Regions from separate parts of the Mus musculus genome. Here all the other regions are linked to region 1. The links are chromatin loops, found by intact Hi-C in ENCODE. Cell type or tissue: heart. All regions are shown on one strand.

What was found. Hi-C counts contacts between places; a loop is a spot of excess contacts. Peaks named below come from ENCODE experiments on the same cell type or tissue, not always from the same donor. Only the 100,000 strongest peaks of a DNase experiment are listed, where the experiment ranks them.
Region 2: a loop joins it to region 1, with 5 times the contacts of the local background. A loop is called at or near these places in 8 of 42 quality-filtered maps.
Region 3: a loop joins it to region 1, with 11 times the contacts of the local background. A loop is called at or near these places in 20 of 42 quality-filtered maps.

What each region holds. Positions count from the first base shown.
Region 1 is chr14:46,720,651-46,728,650 of GRCm38, forward strand. No RefSeq gene overlaps it. Among named protein-coding and RNA genes, the nearest start is that of Cdkn3, 36 kb to the right of the region's middle. In heart, CTCF peaks have their summits at 1,599 (motif pointing left), 3,441 (motif pointing left) and 5,289 (motif pointing left); a DNase peak (open chromatin) is centred at 1,581.
Region 2 is chr14:46,564,306-46,572,305 of GRCm38, forward strand. Rubie (RNA upstream of Bmp4 expressed in inner ear) reads right to left here. Exons shown (of 5, transcript NR_046459.1): 2 at 6,782-6,944; 3 at 5,898-5,963; 4 at 4,872-5,460; 5 at 4,026-4,438. Among named protein-coding and RNA genes, the nearest start is that of Rubie, 7.5 kb to the right of the region's middle. In heart, a CTCF peak has its summit at 890 (motif pointing left); a DNase peak (open chromatin) is centred at 1,026; H3K27ac peaks cover 2,553 bases.
Region 3 is chr14:45,874,796-45,882,795 of GRCm38, forward strand. No RefSeq gene overlaps it. Among named protein-coding and RNA genes, the nearest start is that of A530076I17Rik, 210 kb to the left of the region's middle. In heart, a CTCF peak has its summit at 3,722 (motif pointing right); no DNase peak of the experiment used is centred here; H3K4me3 peaks cover 328 bases; H3K27ac peaks cover 327 bases.

The DNA of each region.
Region 1 (8,000 bases):
CCCCCTGTCTCCAGTGGGACAACTCAGGAGGTCTGGATTCCCCAGCCTCCATGATGTGTGAACCAATGCCTTACAATTCATCTCCATTTATCTACGTGCCCATTCTCCTCGTTCTGACCCTGGGGGGTGGGGGTGGGGGGAGCTTGATTAAAACACATGCCTAAGCTGTGAAGAGTACATTCTCCTGGGGTCGACCTCCTTCCAAGACCCACTTGCTTGAGAAACATGAAGGTACAATCAGATGGGAGTTCTTCCCAACATCACCCAGTCACTCCACTTCCAAGGACACCCTGGTGGTCACTTCCCCTGTATAACAAAATAAAAAATAAAATAAAAAAAAACCCTTCTTTGCCGGTTTATTCATCAAAATAAAGTGACTTCATTGTTTGGGGCCTCTGGGAAGAGCAACGCACTGTGGCAAGAGCCATGGTCAAGCAAGCAGCTTCTATCAGGAAATGAGAAGCACACAGGAAGAGGTCGGCTTGGCCAGGGAGAGACTCCTGTGGGTAAGGACACTTGGCCTCAAGCCTGATGACCTGACTCTGACTCCTGGGACCCATATGACAAGAAAACTGACTCCAGCAGGTTGTCTTCTGACACACACATACAGAGAGAGAGAGAGAGAGAGAGAGAGAGAGAGAGAGAGAATAACTTTAAGAGACCTGACCAGGTATGGTGGTTTGTATATTCTTGGACCAGGGAGTGGCACCATTTGGAGGTGTGGCCTTGTTGGTATAGGTGTGATCTGGTTGGAATAGGTGTGTCACTGTGGGTGTGGGCTTAAGACTCTCACCCCAGTTGCCTGGAAGTCAGTCTTTCACTAGCAGCCTTTGGATGAAGACATAGAACTCTCAGTTCCGCCTGTGCCATGCCTGCCTGGATGCTGCCATCCTCCAGTGGTGATAATGGACTGAACCTCTGAACCTGTAAGCCAGCCCCAATTAAATGTTGTTTATATAAGACTTGCCTTGGTCATGGTGTCTGTTCACAGCAGTAAAACCCTAACTAAGACACCACGGTTCTATATTATCTTCAAAAGTACATCCTCAATGAGATATACTTCTCAGGGCTGGAGAGATGGCTCAGTGGCTAAGAACACGGACTGCTCTTCCTAAGGTCCTGTGTTCAAATCCCAGCAACCACATGGTGGCTCACAACCATCCGTAATGAGATCTGATGGCCTCTTCTGGAATGTCTGAAGATAGCTACAGTGTAGTTACATGTATAATAAATAAATAAATCTTTTAAAAAATCAAAAACAAAAGAAATGAAAAAAATCAACAACAAAAAAAAGGAATCTGAAAAAAAAAATAAAGAGAGATGTACTTCTCAATGAGAAAGGCTAAAGCAGAGGACAAAATTAGATCCACTAGGACCGGGGTAGGTGCAGGAGAAGTGGGAATTGCATTCTCAATGGAGGCTCTTAGGGAAGGAATGCCTACTTCCTTCCCTGTTTTTGAATGACTCCTTACAGCTCCCAGCATGCAAGTCATTGCCACCAAGAGCTTAAAGACTTAGACCCTTGTTCCTGAAGGTCCCATCACCTCCCACTAGTGCCACCCAGAGGCCAAGTCTCTAACCCAGGGATATCTGGACCTCTGGTGGACACTTTACCCAGTGCACAGCAGCTGTGGGGATAGGAACATACTTCTTTGTTTATGATGCCATTGTGAGCCATTTTAGTAGGAGCGATAATGCGGCTGCAGATGTCATGTGTAAACATTGCATCGTGGCTTTGTGCTCGTGTGTGAGTGAGTCTGAGAGGCTGCACGGGAGCAGCGGTTGAGAGTAAGGCTGGCCTGTCAGCACCCCAGTCAAACCGCTGAGTCAAATCCACCAACCCCCTACATTTGATGTCTGTAAAAATGGATGCAATCATAGAAACGATCAGAGGGTCTACCAGACCCTGTGGAGAGACGCAAGTGGGGCTCGCGTTATGCCTGGGAGTGAGGCTTCTCTGAGAATCCTGTTTCTACTTACTGCTGCGTCCTAACCCAGCCCTCAAAGAGTCTTCTGGAAACGTGTACAACGCTTTGCACTTAGCCTCTGTGGGTTGCAAGTAAATAGCAGAAACATCTTAGGGGAGACCTGAGTCCCAGGGAGCTGGCAGTGCAGTGGAGGGGAAGATGTTCTCTTGGTGGACTGAAGCAGGGACCTCAGGCCCCACCTACAGACTGGTCTCTTCTACAGTAGCTCCCCAGTGGTCACGTCCCTCGCTGATTACTTCCTTATGTTACAAGGCCCTCGAATTTTATTGCCAGGCAGGCTGTGAGGGAACTCCACATGTTACTCATGGATTCAGAGAAAAAGTGATACATAAATGCCCACTCCAGAAAAATATCAAACTTTGTTTCTGGCCTGAAGAACTAAAGAGAAGAGAGGATGCATTGTGGTGAGCAGGTAAACGCAGAAACAGGACATAGCTCTGGGCGTGATGGACTAGGAAGAATGGCGGAGGGGAATGGCTTCTCTGTCAACTTTTACAACTACTTGTTTCTATGGTGGAGGGCAGTGGATCCTTGCATGCCCCAGTGCACACACGGAGAAGGGAGGAGAGCTTGCAGAAGGTCAAGCTCTCTCCTTCTACTGTGTGCATCCCAGAAAGTCACCAGGCCCCTTGGCAATTGTCTTCACTGGTCGTCTTACCACCCACGAGTGACTTCTTAATGCCATGGGGTTACTTCAGAGGGTTGGCGATGGTTTGCAATACTGTCAATAAGCTAATTAAGTTAGACATTTTCAAATGGTGGGTTTCATGATATGTGAAATTATACCATAATTTGATTTTTTTGTTAATTAAAAATGTCTGGCTGTGGAGAAACCTATTCAGATGGGATAGACAAAAAAGAAAAGGAAAAAAAGAGAGAGAGAGAGAGAAAGAGGCCAGCTCTTCTGAGAGGCTTCTCTGATACTGAAGACTAAGGGACCAAAGGGAGCCAGCCAGCCCAGGAAGGTGCAAGGGAGCTGAAGGGAGCCAGTGCTGGGCAGGGCAGATTTGCTGTTCCTCACTTGTCTCCAACAGGAAGGGAGAGGGGGTGAGGTTAAAGCAGAGGAAGAAAGCAGGTCCCCTAAGACCCTGGGAGGTGCAGGAGAAGTGGGAAATGCATTTTCAATGGAGGCTCTCAGGGAAGGAATGACTGCTTCCTTCTGCCATTTTTGAATGACCCCTTGCAGCTCCCAGCGTGCAAGTCATTGCCACCAAGGGCAAGGCAAGAGATTCCAGAGAGCTCGTTCTAGCAGCTCAGCTTTCCCACTTTGAACAGAACTGTAACCAAAGGTTACAAATTACAAGATAACTTTGTTACTAGGGAACAAGCAATCTGCAACAATGAGTTTCTTGTCTGTCTGTAAAGGGGTACAGGATCTCCTAACTACAGAGTAAGAAAAAGGGTTTCTGGCTTCTTGTCTGGGGCCAGCGGCTATGCTATTATTAAAACAGGAGTGCCCTCTAAAGGTAAAAGTCTAGATTGCAGTTTACTATTAAACCCAGCCTGGAACTGGATTTAACAGTATGACTGACAAATGACTGTCAGCCACATTCCACTGTGGCAAGCCAGTTCTGTGTTACTGGAACCTGGAGGGAAATATATAAAGGAAGAAAAATTAAAAGTTTTTTGTGCAATTATAATATAAACAATATTCAACATCTTCTGTCTTGAGCAATATTCTCCCTCTGTAGGCTGAAAGGAGAGAGACGGGAGAGAGAGGAAGAGAATGAGGAGAGAAAATAAAACAGGTATTCTAGCTTACAATGTGATTGTTAGGAGACAACATGTGGTGGGATGGTCATCTCATGTTTGGCAAACTACAAAGTAGTTTAGAAATGCAAGACTGTGATATCTAAATGAACAACAGAGTGATACCAAGCCTTCTTGGTCCCTGTGGTAAGGGCATGAGACAGGTGGAGTCCAAGACACCAGCCATTCAGCTGTAGTATGAATGTATTTGAAGAAGTAATGATATGTGGGGAGATTGGGCAGAGAGACAGAGAGAGGTGAGGTGATGGGTGCAAGCATGAAAATATGCTGTAAGTTTTTTGTTTTGTTTTGTTAATTTCATAGGGATGGATTTTTTTTTTCAGAACAAAAAGTCACCAGAAACAAGTATCTAAGTGGTACACACCACAGCTCCCTTGCCCCCAGCACTGGGGAGGGGGATCTATTTGGGAAAGAAAAAGAAAGGGAGGGTACGTGGCACCTCTAAAAGTGGCATCGACGTTTGTAGTGGAGCTCACTCCTTTAAAAGATCCAGGCCACCTTAAGTACCAAAATGAGAAAGTGTCCCTGAGAACTACAGGAGTTGGGGGCTTGAGGTAGATGAAGTCCACCCTGTCTTTATGCAACCTCTGACTGATAGCCATTACAAACCCAAACCTATTCACTAGACAGAATGCTGCCCAGCTCCACCCTTATGTAGCTTTCAACTCTGACCTGTCCTCTCCGTGTTGGCTTTGGTTCCCTCAGTCCACGTGGGAGCCCACAGGCTTTTTCACTCACTTCTCATCTTACCTCCTGCCTCGTCAGCCAGGAATGAAGTAATAATTCACCCGGTTGCTGGCATTCCCATCCATTTGACTGCTCCTTGCCGGCTTCACCATTCAGGCCTTCCAGTGTTGAACTCCATAGCAGAGCAAGCCAAGGAAGGGGACCTGCCTCATGCTGGCTTTTTCAACTCAATGAAAGTCTGGAAAGCAAAGTGAGAGACTATGGCCCACTGGTTTCTTCTTTCTTTGGATTTTGTGCTCTTGTGAGGCTGGGCTGTTTGTAGACTGCATTTCAACTTCAGCCTAGAGAGGGCTTTCACACAGTTTAAAAGAAAAGGCGACTGTTATGTAGAAGCTTGTTAATACAATGCTAAAAAAATAAGTGTGGTTCAGTGAGACCCTGGGTTTCATTCTCAAAACTGGAGGGAGGGGGCAATACTGTGAATGTGTCACATGCATGATCTCACCACTTAAAAGGCTGACACAGGAAGATTGCAATTTCAGAGTCTTGATATGTTGCTAGCCTGGGGGTGCTAAAAATGCAGATGAGGGTACAGGGGGTGATGGTGGGCATGGGACAGGAGAGGAAGGGAGGGGAGGGAGAAGAAACCATGCTGAGATATATCTCAGTAGTAAGCACTGTGTAGCATGTGGCCCATGTCCCAACATTGCAGGAAAAGGAATTAAATAAATATATTACTGGATTCGCTTTTCCTAACGCTAGCCTGCTGTGGTGGCCTTTGAAATATCATATCACTTTTGTGTCCTCAAGTTTGTTCTGTCTGGACTGCAAGGGGCCTGCAGCGCCCCCTATTGGTTGGTTGGTTTAGTGCCAGCTCATAGAGGACACAGGTTCTGACACAGTGTAGAATGCCCCAATGAAAAGGGTTCCAGCTACTTCAACTGCAATGATACAGCCACAAACAGATTTTTCACATCAGAAAGAAAAAAAAACTTATTTTGGAAGAAAAGATCTTTCTCTTTTATTATAATAGAAGGTTTGACATTTGAAATGGGGAGGCACCCAAGACGAGAGTGGTCAGGGGGAAGGCTACACACATGGGGAGGCACCCAAGACTAGAGTGGTCAAGGGGAAGGCTAAGCACAAGACTAGCAAGGAGGTCAGTTCTCAGAAAGACATCCCACAGGTCAAAGCCAGGGATACCTAAGTAAAGTAGACACTTGTGGGCCCGTGATAGGTAGACCTGTTCCCCATTGAGCTAAGGCTCAAAAACCTGGTGATCCTGAAGGGATGGTAGGCGCTTCTCCTGGTTCCCAGGGACTAGGCTCCTGTCACTAGCCTGAGCCCCCACAGATTGGTGGCCATCAGTCACATAAGGGCAACACCTCAAGCCCCCACAGGTAGAGGATGTGACCTGTAGTCACATAGGCTCAAGGCAGAGCTCCATTTTAATGACGTAACTAAAGGCCTGGAGGACTTAGCCAATACACTCTCCTTCCCAGACACTCCTCCCGGCAAAAGGCATTTAACCTCAGGCCCACCCTGAGAAATAGGGTATGGTTTTACTCATTCTCTTTCTGAAATGACAATAAGTGCCTTAAAACCATGGACTGCCTCTTTTCATCAGGATCCAAAGACCTTTGCCTACAGAGCCACCATCTAGTCTCCCCTAGAAGGCCTCTCTGTGCTCCCAGCCACAGCTGCCACCAAGCCCAAGACTGCTGCCCATCAAGTCAAGAACTCCCCCTTGGGACCAGCTAGAGTTCTCCCCGCCCCGGGGTCCTGAGCCACATCCAGCCTATGGGCCCCCACTCCATTCTTAGCTCTTCCTCTGCTCCTAGTGGTGCCTGGGTGTCCAAGAGCCTAAGAACCAGACACCCCAGCCTCACCACAGGCCCAGGAACTCCTACACTAGCTCTGGCTGTCCCACGCCTCAGACTGTACTTCCCCACCCCAGGAGTGTGTCCCAGGCCCGGGGATGGCGTGGGGTAAGTGTGGTCAACTCCCCGTGTCCTGCCTCCCCGAGTGGCCAAGCCTTGTGGTAGAGCAGACGGGGGACCCCATAACCTTACAGACACTGATGGGCCCTAAGCACATGACAAAGCTCTGAAAATGAGAAAAATCACTGGGTTAGCGATCTGGAAGCGTCACGGTGTGCAAGGTGGGAATGAGAAAGGAAGCCATGGAAAACAACATTGCAGGACACATCAGGGCTATCAATTCCTAGCAAGGGCCATTTGCATCAACGTTAACTAACGCGTCTTTAAAAGGGCTAAGACACTGAGCAAAACAAAATATGTTTTTACATGGTACCTGCTGACATCCTCAGCTTAATGTCCTCAGGCAGGGGTCAAATGAGAGGCTGAAACCACATCTGCCTCCGTCACATATTGCATGCACACTCACCACAGCTGGCCTCTGATTATGAAGCCCCTTCATGCCCGCTTGCTCTTACTTTTCTATTGGCTCTTTTGCAAGCGCTTCCTCCGGACAGGAAAGTCTCCACTCTGCTGTGATGTGCAGCATCAGGACTCCAGGCGGCTTGTTGGGGCCTCACTGTGTTTACCTGTGAGGGAGGATGAACGGCTGAGTCAGACCACCTTTGTGAACTTCCAGAACACTCCATTAGATGACGCACAAAGGGTCGTATATTGCATGATCCCATTATCTGAAATATTCCAAATAGATACATCAACACAGTCAGGATACAAACCGGTCTACAGTTGCAAAGGATCGTGGGAGCAGGGATAGGCAAGAAGGCTGCAAGGAGTTTTGCATTGGCATAGTAGGAAGATATCAGGAAGAACCAGAGATGGTGGTGGCTCCGAGTGAGTGAACTAAATACCACTGAACTGTTTACCTGAAAAAAAAAAAATGGTGAATTCTATAAGAATTTCTCCTTGAGTAAGTTATAAAAAAAAAAAAAAAAAAAAAAAAAAAAAAGCCCAAGATTGCTTAAAGTGGAGAGATGCTTGATTTTATACGAAGGGCAGAAAAGAATTCTGGAGGGGGTGATGGAACTGCTGTTTGCTTGGCTGAGGCTGTAATCGCTGTCTGCAACAGCCCAAATTTGCATAGTGATGTACAAATAAGCATGATTTTTACTGTATGTAATTACAATTTACTGTAAAAGCAAAGATGCATCCAATAGAAACAAAATCAATGCTACTGTCTTAAAGCTTCTATTCCTGAAATAAAACGCCATGACCAAAAGCAAGTTAGGGAAGAGGGAAGTCAGGGCAGAAGCTCACGACAGGAACCTGGAAGCAGGAGCTGAAGCAGAGGCCATGGAGGCACGCACTCACTGGCTTGCTCAGCCTGCTTTCTTATAGAAGCCAGGGCCACAGCCGCAGGAATAACACTGCTCATTGATCTGGGACCTCCCACATCGATAATCCCTCACAAAAAAGCACCACAGGCTTGCCCATAAGTCAACCAGATTCAGACATTTTCTCAACTGAGGCTCTCTCTTCCCAAATGACTCTCGCTTGTGTCACATTGACAGAAACCTAGCCACCACAGTTACTAACTAAAATGTGCTGCAGACCACTTCCT
Region 2 (8,000 bases), 160 kb before region 1:
TTGGCCCCTGGTCTAAGCTACAGAGAAAGTTGTTTCTGATTACAAGTTCCTTCCTTCAAAGAGAATCCCATAAGCCTTGTGCCTTTGCTGGTGTCTTGGAGCGAATAGTTGTGGCCATCTCTGTTCAATTCAACTACCTCGTGAACTTTGAAAAGTACGAAAATTTATTCAGAGAAGGGGTATCTTCTAAAAATTGATTTACATAATTCTCTCTCCAATAAATTTCTAAAGAAACAAGCCACACATGACAGAGAGTACTGAGACAAGTAGAGATCAGGGAAATGTCCTGATCTCCTTGATATAACTAAATAAACCAAAATAACCTGTGTCCCTAGTGGGACAATGGGTCATGAGCATAGAGTGTAACCTATTCTACACACCATCCTTGAATTTACACACTGTGGTCTCATAATGTGAGTAGATGTTGATATAAAATTCACTACATCTTCCTGAGTCTGTTTCTCAACCTGGAACAGCAGCAGACACAGCAAGGAAAGTTTAAGTAGCCATCGTTTGGTGCCAGTGGAAAGAAAATGGGAGAAGGGGGAGGGAGAGGAGGAGAGAGGGAAGGAGACAGGATATGGGGGAGACAAGGAGATGGGAGAGACAGGGAGAACGAGAAAGAGGGAGGAGAGAGAGGGAAAAGAGGAGGAAAGAGGGAGAAGGAGGAGAGAGAACAGAGAGAGGGCGGGAACAGAGAGAGGGAGGGAGAGAAGGAGGGAAGGAGCTTTGCAAGCCCAGGGCTGCTTAGAGCTGTCTAAAATGGCCTGTTAATCCCAAATTCGGTAGGTTCACCTGCATTACCTAATCCTTCCAGCCCCCCACCCTATCTTTGCTGCCTACATCCCAGTTTTCACCACTGTAGTATCCACAGTGCCACCTGCTGGTTATAGGAAGCATTTCGTGGCTGTTAGGGCTCCTTGTCCAGATTTTATTGAAGTCCATCATGACTTACTAGCAAAGTCAGAAGAGAAAGCACACTCCTTAAAGTTAAGAAGAATCCAAGAGCCAAGCAAACCATGGATTCCTGGAAGCTCAGCGAGACCTGGCAGAATCTCCTGGATGCAACTAGTTTAGAAGGAATGTGAAACAAAAACGGTGCTGCTAGATTCCATCAGCAGGGCTCTAGGGATATATAGAGAGAGCATCAGGACAATGCCTTAGAAGTTTCCAAAATTCGCTGTTTCATAACCATCGTCTTGGGCTGCTTCTTCTTCTTCTTCTTCTTCTTCTTCTTCTTCTTCTTCTTCTTCTTCTTCTTCTTCTTCTTCTTCTTCTTCTTCTTCTTCCTCCTCCTCCTCCTCCTCTTCCTCTTCCTCTTCCTCTTCCTCTTCTTCCTGACAAGTTTTTTCAACCTTGAAGTAAGGTTTCCCACCATTCTCCAGTTTTACTATAGCCCACCATTTGCATCTCAGGCATCAGTCAGACAAAAGATGGGAGAAAATGTAACCCCTAGAATTCACAACTCCTGGGGATGACCCAGCACATTGCTACAAGCCTCACTGAGGAGAACAAATGTCCAGAGATCCTCCAGGATAACCATGGGGTCATTATCTTGGGTTAGAAAGTATGAAAATCAGGATAGCAGTTCAATACTGACTCTGTGTCTCTAGGATTCTGACATCACACTACAAAAATGCAATGCTGTAGCATGCCCTCTACAGTAACTGTAAGTATAAGGTGGAAATCTGTCCATGTTAGGAATCAAAAAGGTCTGGGAAGGGCACTGGCCCACCACAGCCTGACAGTCACTGTATCAGGGAGGACAATTTCAGAAATGTAGATTGTTTGCCAAAATGTTTGCAAGATTTAGGTGATAACTAGTAATTTCTAAAGAAAATTTTCTGTACTTATCAGCATGACGTTTCTTTGGGGCAGCTATGTTTCCTTCCTTTTTCATCCCCTGGCATACAAAGACTAACTTGTGAAATTTCAATCAGACAGTAGAGATGACCGGATTCATCCTTCTCTCTCTCACACATTTTCCTTTCAGTTCTGTTTGCGTGTGCTCTCTCACTGTCTAAAAGGGTAAATTTGTTCCTTGCATTTTCTTACCTTTCACCAAATTCAGAAATCTTTTCTTTCTTCCTTCCTTCCTTCCTTTCTTTCTCTCACTCTCTCTTTCCTTCTTTCATTCATTTATTCATTCTTTCTTTCTTAAATGCATATAAACCTCAAAATACTTTCTCTTCACTTGGGAAAGCTCCAACCAACCCCTCCTCCTGGCAATTAAATGACTTTCCACCTTAATATGAATCAACACCTAGAGAATCAGATGAGGTCTCTGTGAACCTGCTTTGATAGATCAGTTTCCTTCTTTCTACACATCTCGAGCACATCTAGACCTCACATTATTCAGATTATGCTAGGAATGATGAACCAAAACAGCAGCAGTGGTGACTAAAGAGAAAGCTAGGTTTAGGTCCGACCCCCCCCCCACCTTTAAAACAGGCAATAACCTAAGGAAGAAAGTCTTTGAATGTTTGCAGAAAGAAACAATCTAAGCAGCTCGGGGTCCCACCCAGAAGGGATGGCTGTGGTACAGCAGGGGAGGGGGAGGGCCGTTAGCATCGGTCTATGCCATGCCTGCTTCCAGAGAATGCTCAAAGCACCAGCGTTTGTTCACTTAACACAGGATCCACTTCTCAGCCCAGGAAGACCCTGGTAACAGTACACTTAGCACTCAGCAGCTATTTGACCTATTTTACTAATGTGTTTGGGAAGGAGGTTAATTAACAGTGGATGGCCATATCCTTAAGCTTAATTTTTCCAACAGCCCCGCTCATAAAAGGAAAAACTGAGTATGTATTGGAGGAAGCAAGCAATTAAGTTGCACAAATAGTGAGCTCATTGAACTGCAGCTGACTTCTATCATGTCAAAGAACAACTAAACACAGAAGCAATAAAAAGATTGTTGCCCCGACCACCACTGAGAACCAACCGGCAATAAAGATGGATAACTTCCTACTTGAAGTCACTGATTAAAGCTCTTTAGAAACCAAATGTTACACATAGGCATAAATGGAGCAAAATATTTTAATGCGTGTTTGGCAGGTTCAGAAACATTTTATAGTCAATTTTAAATGAAGGTTTATACAACAACAGTAAAGTCCACTTACAGCAGCCATCCACATGGCTTGCAAGAAAGCTACAGTGCTCCCCTGAAAGGCTGGAGTCACACTGGGGAATTAAAGTCCCATCCCAAAGAGCAAGGGGTAGGCCCTGGGGGGGAGCCGAATTCCACAGTATGGGTCTTCTGAAACCAAACCCAAGAGCAGAGTCCCAGAAACCCATTCAGATGGCTGTGACCCTTGAAGGCAGGTAAACAGACTCTCTATAAGCAGTGACCACACAGCCCCTCCTTGCCCGTCCCCCTCTGCTCCCTTGTCCACCTCCCAAAGCTCAAAAAGGTCAAGGTTTAGCGCAAGCTGCCTGTCAGAAGAGAGCCCTTTCATCTAGAGTTCAGTACAGCCTGGCACCAGGCTCGGCTCCCAGGAATAGCAGTGTCGGGAAGGTGGGCTGTCTAGATTTGACCAAGAGAATATGTCTGACAGAGGGGACTTGGCTATCAACCTAAGTGTCTGGGGGGCGAGGTATCTTGTGGAGGAATGGACCCCAACATTCACCCCTGCCTTTGCAGGGACACCATATGCAGCTGTGGGGAGACGGGGTGCTTTGCCTGAAAAGTTGCTTATAATTTAACATTCAAAATGATGTCAACAGGCCTAGAGAGACCAGCGGTGAAGAGCACTGGCTGCTCTCCCAGAGATCCTGAGTTCAATTCCCAGCAACCACATGGAGGCTCGCAACCTATACGATTGTAGTCCCATGAATTCCTATGTCTTCTTCTGGTGTGCAGATGTACATGCAGACAAGACATCTGCATAAGTAAATGAATCTTTAAAAACCAAGAAGCAGGAGGAGGAGAAAGAGGAAGAGGAAGAGGAAGAAGAAGAGGAGGAAGAGAAACAGATCTTTGCATGGTTGCCTCAGAACTCAGCACTGTAGCAAATTAAAGCTGTTTTGGTTTTTTGTTTTATTTTGTTTTGTTTTTCACAAATGAGCTCACGTGCCACATTCCATTACAATCTTTCTACTTCCATCCTAGAATATGTCCCCCAAATGGGGGGAGCACTGCTGAAAAATATGCTTCGCTCTAGGCATAGCCCTCTGGTCTTGGGCTTTCTGGGCTCCATGCCCTGAAGCAAGATCATGCCTAGTTGCAATCCTCCCCCCACCCCACCCCACCCCATGCCACCCAGCTCTTCCTTCCTCCCTGTGCTCTTGTTTCTTCTTTTTGCACCCACCGATGTCCTGGTCATGGTCTGTCATGGTCATCATGTGGTTCCTGAGCACAAGCATGGGGAGGGGTTAGCCCCTTCCTTTCCAAGATTTAGTTTCTTTGCATGAACCGCTGTGGCTGAAACAGTCAAAGGAGCTGAAATGAAAGAAATCATTTTCATGCTTCACCTTGAGCAAAACTAAAAACGAATACAGCACTTCTCATCTTTCTTGGGTACAAACTAGGAACCAAAATGACCCAGGTATATTGTTAGTGCTAGGAGACAGTCATAAGGCCTTCTTCCCCTCGCTGTCTGATTAGATACAGCCATTCTTCACATGCTCCCTGACCCACTCCCACACCTCACCCCTGAGATACAGGTCTGGATTTACTATACAGAATTTAGAAAAAAAAATGTACAGCGCACACATACACACACACACACACACACACACACACACACACACACACACACACACATATATATGCCTTGAGGGATTCTCCGTGCAGTGGAAGTTCATACTGTGACCATGAGAATCACTTTATCAGGTGAGAAGTAGATATTTGGCATTTCCCTAAGAATTCTCACCACTTTTCAAGAGAGTTGTCATCGGATCCGTGGTATGCAAATCGAATAAAAGGTATGAGACGGGAAAGAGTACATTTATATAGATTTCATCTCATTTGCAGGAGGAAATCCCAGGGGTGCAGTGTCTTCCTTCCACTTAGCCCTCTCCAGCTTGAAAGCTCATGCAGGCTGTGACCTCCAGGCGCTCTCTGCAGGTTTTCTAGTACTGTACATGTCAATTCAGGAATTGGAAAGAACTGCACAGCACCGGAAGGGGGGTGGAGAAACGGAGTTAGAGTTCAGAGACCGGAGCCGCCTGCTTTCTGGAAAGCCCTCCAAGCTGAGATTCACTATCCAAACAACCAAAGCCAAATGCTTCAGTTCCCCTGTATTAAGAGAATAAGAAAAAATGCCCAGGAAAGCCCACGGTTTCCTTCCACACGAAGAGGAGGAAGCAGGGAGGGTGGCAGGCGCCCATAAGCAGTCAGTACTTCCTCCAGGGCTGGTATCTATTTCCGCCCACTGGCGTGGGGCTGGCAGCTTCATCACCGGCAGCAGGAGACAGGAGATGTGTGATCCAAAAAAAATCCATTTTTGGCTCCAGTTTCACCTTTAAAAAAAACAAAAAACAAAACAACAACAAACAAACAAACAAACAAACAAAAAACAGTTGGTCTAACTTGGAGAATCCTATGTCAGTTTTTCAAATGGCGGAACTTCAAGAATATGGCAAGACGGCTCAGCAGGAAAAGGATCTTGCCTCTAAGCCTGGTGACTTAAGTTTGATTCCTTGGACCCATATGATGCGAAGGAGAGAACCAAAGCAAAGTTGTCCTCTGACCTTCACAAGCATGCTATGGCAAATGTGCAGCACCGCCTCCCCTCCCCCAGCACCCCCCCCAGCCCCCCCTGCAATGAATAACTAAATAAATGTAAAAGAAAAAAAACAACCATGAGTAGAGTAAGGGAAACTACTACTTAGTCTATGCTAAGGTTCAAGCTCACAGGCCTCGCAGGCATTTGAGGCTACAGAACAGAAAAGCATACAGACATGATGAAGAACAGGCACTAATTTTCTTCTCTTCCTTTGAATTAGCAGGAAATGCCAGGGTCCTAAATAGAAACAAAACGGGGCATGAGTCTATTAATAGAATCTCGAAAGTATGACTGAACTAGCACGTCTAATGAAAGCATATTTAAAACGTCCGTTTCCACATTCCTTGCCTGTACCTCGAATTTGCTTCTCTGCAGACTAAGATAAAGATCTTGGTTCCCGTTATTCATTTTAGCAGCACCCTGCAGGAGAAACTTCAGAGCCCTCCCTGAAGCCCACCACACCCAATTCTAACCACAGTTGTATTTGTAGGTACTTTGCCTGAGGACTGACACCTTCCCCAAGCAAGAAACTAACAGCAGGAGGAACTTGCGCACTGCATTTGAAAGGATTCTGTCTGGAATCAACAGATGAACACAATAAAATTGTTAAGGTGTACATTACTATAATATTTGATTTGTAATTACATGGATATGTATAGGAAACATGTGCTTCATTCAAGCACATACACAGAGAGATTTAATGATTCCGGAGTAAAAACTAATAATCAGCTCCTATTTTTGCCTTCATTCCATAGGAGGAAAAACCCTAGGAGCTAATGTCATCTCCTTAGTCTTCTTAGCATTAAGTAATCAAACCCCCTGCTACCAGGAAACCCTAGACAGGCTCCTTGAGGCTCTCCTTATTCTTGCCTGGATTTTCCTTTCATGAATTAAAACTTCAAGAAGAAAACGGTAATTTTCCAACATCTTTTCACATAGGGCTTGCCTCTCCCCTAAAACTTTTCTGAGTCAACTTTTCATAAGATGAATCACATTAAAAAACAAATCTCTTAATTATACCATATAAGCTAACCAGTAAGCCATGACCTCATCACCTTGTATGTAATAAGACAGCAGAGACTCCCAGACGTTCCAAAGCATCTTGTCTCTGTGTTGTTCTGGCTTATTGTGCAGCAGGCCCGAGAGTTCACAAAGAGCTGCTATCTTCCTTCTGCATGTTAGCAGATCCCATGGCCCCACTTGCCTGCAGATGGAAGTCTGAGAACCAAGAAGCAAGAGCTAAGTTGGCAGACCAGCGAGGTCCTTTGAAAAACCACCCATGAAAATGGACAAGAGGAAAATGTTCAAGATGAGCTAGGGGCAGAAGGTCCTCAAATTCACAATATTCCACCAACCCAAACCAAAACATGAATACCAGGGAAACCTGGAACTCAGCTAAAACAGGAGTGCAACCTCCAGACTAGAGAAGATGCAATGAGCTATTGCTCTGACTGAGCCCAGGAATGAAGTGGATAGAAACCCAGGACCACTTCTCCTGCACATCGTATCCTCTTGTGGCTCTTGCTTTACTGTGAAGTCCTCTGTATGATAGTTGCTAGTAACATTCCCAGTTTGCTAGAAGTAGCATAAATCATTACCATTGTGTGTGGAAAACTTGAAGTCCATCCCATAGAAGTACAAATATTTATTCTGTCTAGTATTGTTTAATAATTGTTCCCAAAAACTGGAGAAAGCTACTTTCTTCTGATAAAGAGGATGTATTCCTGACACTCAAAAGTAATTTTAAGTTCCTATCTTTCAATATGAGTTAATACAACATTTATTAAAATTGTCAGATGCATCTAACTTGTTTGGGAAGATGGAAATTGCCCCTGATGCATCAGAAGTGAAGAGAGAAAGCCACCCACTGAATCAACAGTGCCCTGCTCAGGACCTGCAGTGACATTCTTCCTTCACTTCATTTCAGGTGATGATCCAGCAGCAACTGGCTATAAGCAAGCATGTCATTCTGCATCCTCCTTGCTTGGTTCAGCCCTCCCTTGCTTAGTACAGCCTGCCCTGGCTTGGTACGTACAGCCCATGCTCATCCAATGAGCCCTGCAGTCCACAGTGTCCCCATGGCAACTGAGCCTCTACCTTCAAAATAAGCTCACAGCAAAAAGACATGGCTTTGAAAATGTATCTGGAAGTATAGAGCCCAGGGTTTGTGCTGCTACCCCAAATGTAGTCTGTGGATGTGAGCAACCTAAGAGCCTTGGTTTACAAGCCCTGAAACAAGGGGACAGTAACATTTTTGTTAAGAACTGAGACTAG
Region 3 (8,000 bases), 850 kb before region 1:
TGTATTTAGTAGGAATTGTGCCTTGAATTTTGAATTTGACACTTTCAAGGCTGGTGATACTCCTTTAAGATTTTGAGCAGTCTCCAATCAAGTGGCCGCTTCTTATCAGTGACATGAGAGTAAACAACCAGTATTTCACAGTGCTCAGTGCTGATAGGCTGCCATGCCCAGCTAGTGAGGCACTAACATTTTGACTTAGGATTTATTTAATTTAGAATGTGTTTATTGGGATGTAATGCTGTTGGGAGTGAAGGAGCCTTTACCCTCTATAGGAGTTACTGAGCTTTCGTTTGCTTTTCTCTTCTTAATTGCTTCTAAGAAAGCAAGTGTTATTGAACCCAAATCCATCTGTTCGATGTTTGAAAGCTAATCTTAGGGATCCAATAGTTGGTGGGGAGGATGCTAGGTTTTTCAAGGACTGGTCCACTAAGAATTAAGAGAAGTGTTAGTGTCCCCCAAAAGCACTGTCCTGGGGAACTCATGTAGAGGAAGGGACTTTTGGAGAGAGGGAAAGAAAGTACAATGGGAGGGGGCTGGAGAGATGGCTCAGTGGTTAAGAGCACTGACTGCTCTCCCAGAAGTCCTGAGTTCAATTCCCAGCAACCACATGGTGGCTCACACCCACAGCAATGGGATCTGATGTCCTCTTCTGTTGTGTCTGAGTACAGTGACGGTGTACTCACATACATAAAATAAATACAATCTTAAAAAAAAAAAGAAAAAGAAAGTACGATGGGATACCAGGTGGAATTCTACACGCAGAACAGGTCTCCATCATTCAAGGAAGATGTCTTTTTCTTTTGGTGGCAATATCACCTTCCTAGGGCTACCTCCTGTCTTCTCTCAAGAAGAATATTAATTCTGTAATATAATTAAAGGTGACCAGACACTCTTGGCTCTGTAAGTCTAAAAGAATATTTATTAGTTAATGTTTTAATCATCCTGGGGGCAACTTTTCTTTAAAATTTAGGATGTTGGGCAAAGGCAAGACAATGACCCTCAGAAGGACAACTCCTAAGAGTGTCCACTGCTGCCACCAGAGTGTTGGTGTAAGAACCATGGTTCCAGAAGTTCTAACCTGGCTAAGTTTAGCCACTGGTTCCAATACATCCATTAAAGGGATGCGCAATGGCAAAGAGTAGAAAGGAGAAATCTAATTAATGTAATACTGCTGGAGAACGACCCAGGGACCACTGAGATCATCTTTGAGATTCTCCCACAAGCTTAGGTTTATATAGAGGAAGAATTTGGAGCAAGTAATTTACTGACTGGGCCATCTTCCTTTGTTTCCTGATGTGGAGAGGGAGACCCCTTATACACAGACCCCCTTTAGAGAAGTATAGTTCTCCTATGACAAGCATGAAACCAGAAGCTGACCCTGTGCCAATAGTTTCTTAAGAGAACTGGACCAAAGTAACGAATACTTTGGCTAACATATTCTGGTCTCCTGCAGCCATGTTTTAGGGTGGCTTGCCGCACGCCTCTTCAGTTTTTTTTCTCACCAGCTTGGTTTCCACTCACCAGTGAAATGGCACTGGTTTCCACGTGGGTGGTTTTGACAAAAGCCTCTGCCAGCATTCACATTTGGATTTTTATGTGAACATGTGTTTTCGTTTGTTTGTACCTAGATGGGCGTTGCTTGCTCACATGGTAGGTACAGGACAAACTTCTAAAGAGTTTCCCAAACTACCTTCCAAAGAGGCTGAACCATGTCCAGCTCTGGTGGCAAAGTGGAAAAGTTCTAATCCTATAGAATCTATGTCATCCTTTCATTGTAATCCTACCCCATCCTTCAGTTCCATAGATATGTGGTGACGCCTCACTGTGCTCTGGAGGAGCAGCTCTGCTCCTCCAAAGCATCTTCCAGATGTGCATAGCTAAAGTTACACTAACTAAAAGTGTAGTATAACTAGCGTTATAATAACTAAAGGTATCATGTAACTAAAGGTATACTCATCTAGTTGTAGATGGTGGTTTTGGGGACCTAAGAGTGTAGAGAATATAGTTATTTCTCATAATTGTATGTTATGCTTAGAAGGGTGTTCAAATCTCTTGCATAGCTAAAATTTAAGAATTGTATTTATTCATGTGTATGTATGTGTATGGGGTCATGTTTGCTATGTATGTATGTGGAGGTTAGAGGCTAAACCGTGGAAGCTCTTTCTCTCTTTCCACTGTAAGGTCTCTGGGGCGGACTCAGGTTTCGAGGTTTGGCTGCAAGCACCTTTATCTACTGAACCATCCTGTTGACCCCTCTGTTGGTTTAAATTAATTAAATTTCCTTATTATTTAAATGCGATTTTTTACATGTACTTGATTGAAAATATATACCAGACATGTGCCTTTAAAATACATTTTAACCAAGCCTATGGCTTTAATTTTTTTTTTTGCAAATGTTTTTGATGAATAGTTTTCAATTATTGGTGAAGTTGAGTTCATCAAGTCTGCCTTTTGGGTCTCATGAGTTTGGAGATGTGTGAGAAACTTTGGCTTGGTTTTGTTCTATATTTTGTTCCAGAAGCTTATCAATTTAGTTTCTAAAATTTTTTTAGCACACAGTCTAAGTTGAATTTTTCATCATGTTGGGAAGTGGGCAAAGTGAGCTCATTTCACGTGGATGGCCCCCTGGCCCAGCATCATTTGCTGAGAAGATGGTCCTCTTTTAGTTTCTGATTCCATGTGTATGGACCAGCGCTCTGTCTTCAGCTCCTGGGGCAGACTCTGCAGTGGGTGCTATGGTATGACACACATACACATTCTGCTTGAAGCAAGTAAGCAGTCCTTAGGGCCAGGTTGAATTTGAACATTTTTCTCCCGTGTGCTGCTGTTTTATTTTGTAAGCAGACCCATTTAAAGGTCCTAAATTTCATTAGGAAAACGTCAAATGTGTTCGACTGTTCACAGATTTAAAAGCAGAACTTGAGGTTCCTGCTCTAGGGCTCTTTGGAATTTAGCAGACACTTGTATGGAAGCAGTGCCTGTCAGTGAGGATCGCATGCCAAAGCTAGCCCATTTTGTCATAAAGAGGAACTATCATGCATTTGCAGTAAGAAGTCCATTCGCTAGATGGATACTTGAGAGGACTTGCTGGGACCTTGCAGGGTTTAGTTATTACACATTCTGGTCCTTTAGTAGAACCAATTTAACTCACAAGCCTGGTTTCCTTTTCCAGCAGACAGCAGAATTTTATGCATTTGTGAATGAGTGACAGTCCTTATATTCTTACTTATGAAGTGCTTTATATGATTATTTTAATTCACCGAATTCTTAAAGCTCTGAGATGCAGGCAATTCCTCTCCCCTTTATAAATTTGAGAACTTCTCTTTAGAGAGGTTGTGCCATTTGCTTACAGCCTCGCAATGTGATGGATCTGGAATTCAGAGGCAGTTGTGTTTGACTCCAGAATCTGATGGTCCCCAGATGACAGGTTAACTTTTTTGACTAGTAAAAATAAAGGGGAAGGGGAAGAGAGCTCTTCCTTCCTTCCTCCCTCCCTCCCTCCCTCCCTCCTTCGCTCCTTTCCTTCCTTCTCACCTTAAAGGGGAGAAGAGAAGAATAACGAGAACCAAGGAAGATGAGACCATGTGATCACGACAAAACGATTAGGGCGGAGTTAAATGACTGGGGACTCAAAGGGGTGAACACCTCTGCCAAAATAGCTCCTGAAGCAGGAAAGGTGGAAAAAAGGAGTCGGGTGAGTGAGTTCCTCTTTTCACCACTAGGTGACACCATTGACGCCTCACCTGCTGTCGGGAGGAGGTGCGTTTAGGAGGAATCTGTAGAGCAACTCCACAGTGGACCCCCGAAGCAGTGAAAACTGATTTCACTTACATAGTCTTACTGAGAAAGGAATCCAAAGGGGCAGGAGGCACCTGCTTCGGTCTTTATGTAAATCATTGCCACGTCTCCCAAATATCTACTCCACGTGATGTCAGGGTAAGGGACTGAGCGGGAGAATCTGGAGCCTGGCTTCTTAGGTTTGTAGTCTGTCACTATTAGGAGTCAAGTCACTGGCCTAAGACTTCTGAACCTCATAGCTTTCTTCTATGTGAACGTGAGGGAGCAGCATCTACCTTAGAGATGTCATATGAGGAAGGTGGGGAGGAAGTGACAGGTATAAAGCCACCTTTGTTATGTTGTTAGGTGAGAGCTCAAAACTTCACAAACAGTAACAGAGAGACTCTCCAGCTCAAAGAATAGGATTTCTTTTGCTTTTGTTGAATGCAAACAATACCCTGTCAGATTATAAGCACATTGCTCCCCCTTTTACTTTAAAGAAAATGCTCTATCTTTGCATATTTTGCTTATTAATCACATACATTATTCATAGCTGACTCCAGAAAAAAGGTTCAAGATGATGAAATTAATTTCCGATGGTGTATCAGCTCCCATCTGAGTTTTTGCGCCTCCCACTTTCCTTCCCCATTGTCTTCCTTGGCCCTCTCCCCTCTCCCCAGGCTAATTCTGCTCTAACTGCCCCAGTCACACTCTAGGAAGTAACCCAGGATGCTCTTGTCTGCTGTCTTCCCAATTCAAACTCAGTGAAATTACTTCCTCTTAGTTTCGCCCCCCGGCCCCCCCCCCATCCTTCAGTCTTGGGCATCAAAAATTGGACATGACTAACTGAAATCGTGCTGAGACAGATGTTCCCATCAGCCCCAGGCACACACACATTTTGTAAGGACTTGTTGGTTGAGGTAAAGCAGCAGGTGATGGCTCTTCTAGCCCCATGAGATAATGAAGAGAACCTTGAGCCATAGGGAGGGCCGAGTGCCGTGGCCTTACTTAAGTCCCTGCCGAAGACAGAGAGTCCTTTGAATTTCACCAAAAAGTCAGATTTTCATTTGCTCAGTTTTATTTTATTTTATTTTATTTTATTTTATTTTATTTTATTTTATTTTATTTTATTTTATTTTATTTTTTGCCCTTCATTTTAAAAACAGCATCACCTGCACCCAGGGAAATTGATTCCTTCTATCCATTTTTACCATCTTTCAACATTATTAGTGTGGCAGAGGCTCTAAAAATGTTCTCATAGGCAAGCTGTTTTCCTCCCATAGCAATGCCCCCCCCCCCACCTCATTTTACAGCCATCAGAACAAAGGCCATGTTCTTCAGCTCTCCTTACAGCTAGGAGCAGCCATGTTTGCATGTGGACGGTAGGGTGGGAGCAGGCACGCGGTCTGTACCTTGAGGGAACCTCTCAAAGAAAACTGTCTTCTCATGTCTCTCCCCATTCCCCTTCCAGGGGCTGGACAGCAGATAGGAAGCCTGGAGATCTTGAGCCATGCTCTAAAGTCTTTCTAGGGCTGACTGTGTAGCAAGTGGGCCAGGCTTTGTGACGAATTATTTAGACTATTGGGTCAGCACTTGTGGCTTTAGCCACTTTCTTACAACAGGAAAGTTTCGATGTTGAAGCACGGGTTCATTTGTTTTATCATTGACAGTTGCATTTCATTCTAGCTAAGTGCAGCTTGGACAATGTTATACTCAAAATAAGCAATCATCTCATGACAACCGGGAACACACAGTAAATATATCTCTACTTCACTAAGGCGGTTAGGCAGGGATTTTCCTTGTTGCAGTTGATATGAGTGACACTGAATTTTTTAGCAGCTGACCTTTTCACCTAGATGTTCTAGGTGGTCTGATGGCAGATGGCACAGAGAGTTAGATGGTAGAAATGGAGAAGAGGTGGCGGGAAGGTGCAGGTGATCTTCGAAGAAACGTTCTTTTTTTTTTTTTCTTTCCATTTTTTATTAGGTATTTAGCTCATTTACATTTCCAATGCTATACCAAAAGTCCCCCATACCCACCCACCCCCACTCCCCTACCCGCCCACTCCCCCTTTTTGGCCCTGGCGTTCCCCTGTTCTGGGGCATATAAAGTTTGTGTGTCCAATGGGCCTCTCTTTCCAGTGATGGCCGACTAGGCCATCTTTTGATACATATGCAGCTAGAGTCAAGAGCTCCGGGGTACTGGTTAGTTCATAATGTTGATCCACCTATAGGGTTGCAGATCCCTTTAGCTCCTTGGGTACTTTCTCTAGCTCCTCCATTGGGAGCCCTGTGATCCATCCATTAGCTGACTGTGGGCATCCACTTCTGTGTTTGCTAGGCCCCGGCATAGTCTCACAAGAGACAGCTACATCTGGGTCCTTTCGATAAAATCTTGCTAGTGTATGCAATGGTGTCAGCGTTTGGATGCTGATTATGGGGTGGATCCCTGGATAAGGCAGTCTCTACATGGTCCACCCTTTAATCTCAGCTCCAAACTTTGTCTCTGTAACTCCTTCCAAGGGTGTTTTGTTCCCACTTCTAAGGAGGGGCATAGTGTCCACACTTCAGTCTTCATTTTTCTTGAGTTTCATGTGTTTAGGAAATTGTATCATATATCTTGGGTATCCTAGGTTTTGGGCTAATATCCACTTATCAGTGAGTACATATTGTGTGAGTTCCTTTGTGAATGTGTTACCTCACTCAGGATGATGCCCTCCAGGTCCATCCATTTGGCTAGGAATTTCATAAATTCATTCTTTTTAATAGCTGAGTAGTACTCCATTGTGTAGATGTACCACATTTTCTGTATCCATTCCTCTGTTGAGGGGCATCTGGGTTCTTTCCAGCTTCTGGCTATTATAAATAAGGCTGCTATGAACATAGTGGAGCATGTGTCCTTCTTACCAGTTGGGGCATCTTCTGGATATATGCCCAGGAGAGGTATTGCTGGATCCTCCGGTAGTACTATGTCCAATTTTCTGAGGAACCGCCAGACGGATTTCCAGAGTGGTTGTACAAGCCTGCAATCCCACCAACAATGGAGGAGTGTTCCTCTTTCTCCACATCCTCGCCAGCATCTGCTGTCACCTGAATTTTTGATCTTAGACATTCTGACTGGTGTGAGGTGGAATCTTAGGGTTGTTTTGATTTGCATTTCCCTGATGATTAAGGATGTTGAACATTTTTTCAGGTGCTTCTCTGCCATTCGGTATTCCTCAGGTGAGAATTCTTTGTTCAGTTCTGAGCCCCATTTTTTAATGGGGTTGTTTGATTTTCTGAAGTCCACCTTCTTGAGTTCTTTATATATGTTGGATATTAGTCCCCTATCTGATTTAGGATAGGTAAAGATCCTTTCCCAATCTGTTGGTGGTCTCTTTGTCTTATTGACGGTGTCTTTTGCCTTGCAGAAACTTTGGAGTTTCATTAGGTCCCATTTGTCAATTCTCGATCTTACAGCACAAGCCATTGCTGTTCTGTTCAGGAATTTTTCCCCTGTGCCCATATCTTCAAGGCTTTTCCCCACTTTCTCCTCTATAAGTTTCAGTGTCTCTGGTTTTATGTGAAGTTCTTTGATCCATTTAGATTTGACCTTAGTACAAGGAGATAAGTATGGATCGATTCGCATTCTTCTACATGATAACAACCAGTTGTGCCAGCACCATTTGTTGAAAATGCTGTCTTTCTTCCACTGGATGGTTTTAGCTCCCTTGTCGAAGATCAAGTGACCATAGGTGTGTGGGTTCATTTCTGGGTCTTCAATTCTATTCCATTGGTCTACTTGTCTGTCTCTATACCAGTACCATGCAGTTTTTACCACAATTGCTCTGTAGTAAAGCTTTAGGTCCGGCATGGTGATTCCACCAGAGGTTCTTTTATCCTTGAGAAGAGTTTTTGCTATCCTAGGTTTTTTGTTATTCCAGATGAATTTGCAAATTGCTCCTTCTAATTCATTGAAGAATTGAGTTGGAATTTTGATGGGGATTGTATTGAATCTGTAGATTGCTTTTGGCAAGATAGCCATTTTTACAATATTGATCCTGCCAATCCATGAGCATGGGAGATCTTTCCATCTTCTGAGATCTTCTTTAATTTCTTTCTTCAGAGACTTGAAGTTTTTATCATACAGATCGAAGAAACGTTCTTGAGTAAATCACAGAGCAGTTCTGTGAACATCTCCCTGGCCACAGTTTAGGTTCATAGTCACACTTAGTTAGAAGAGAG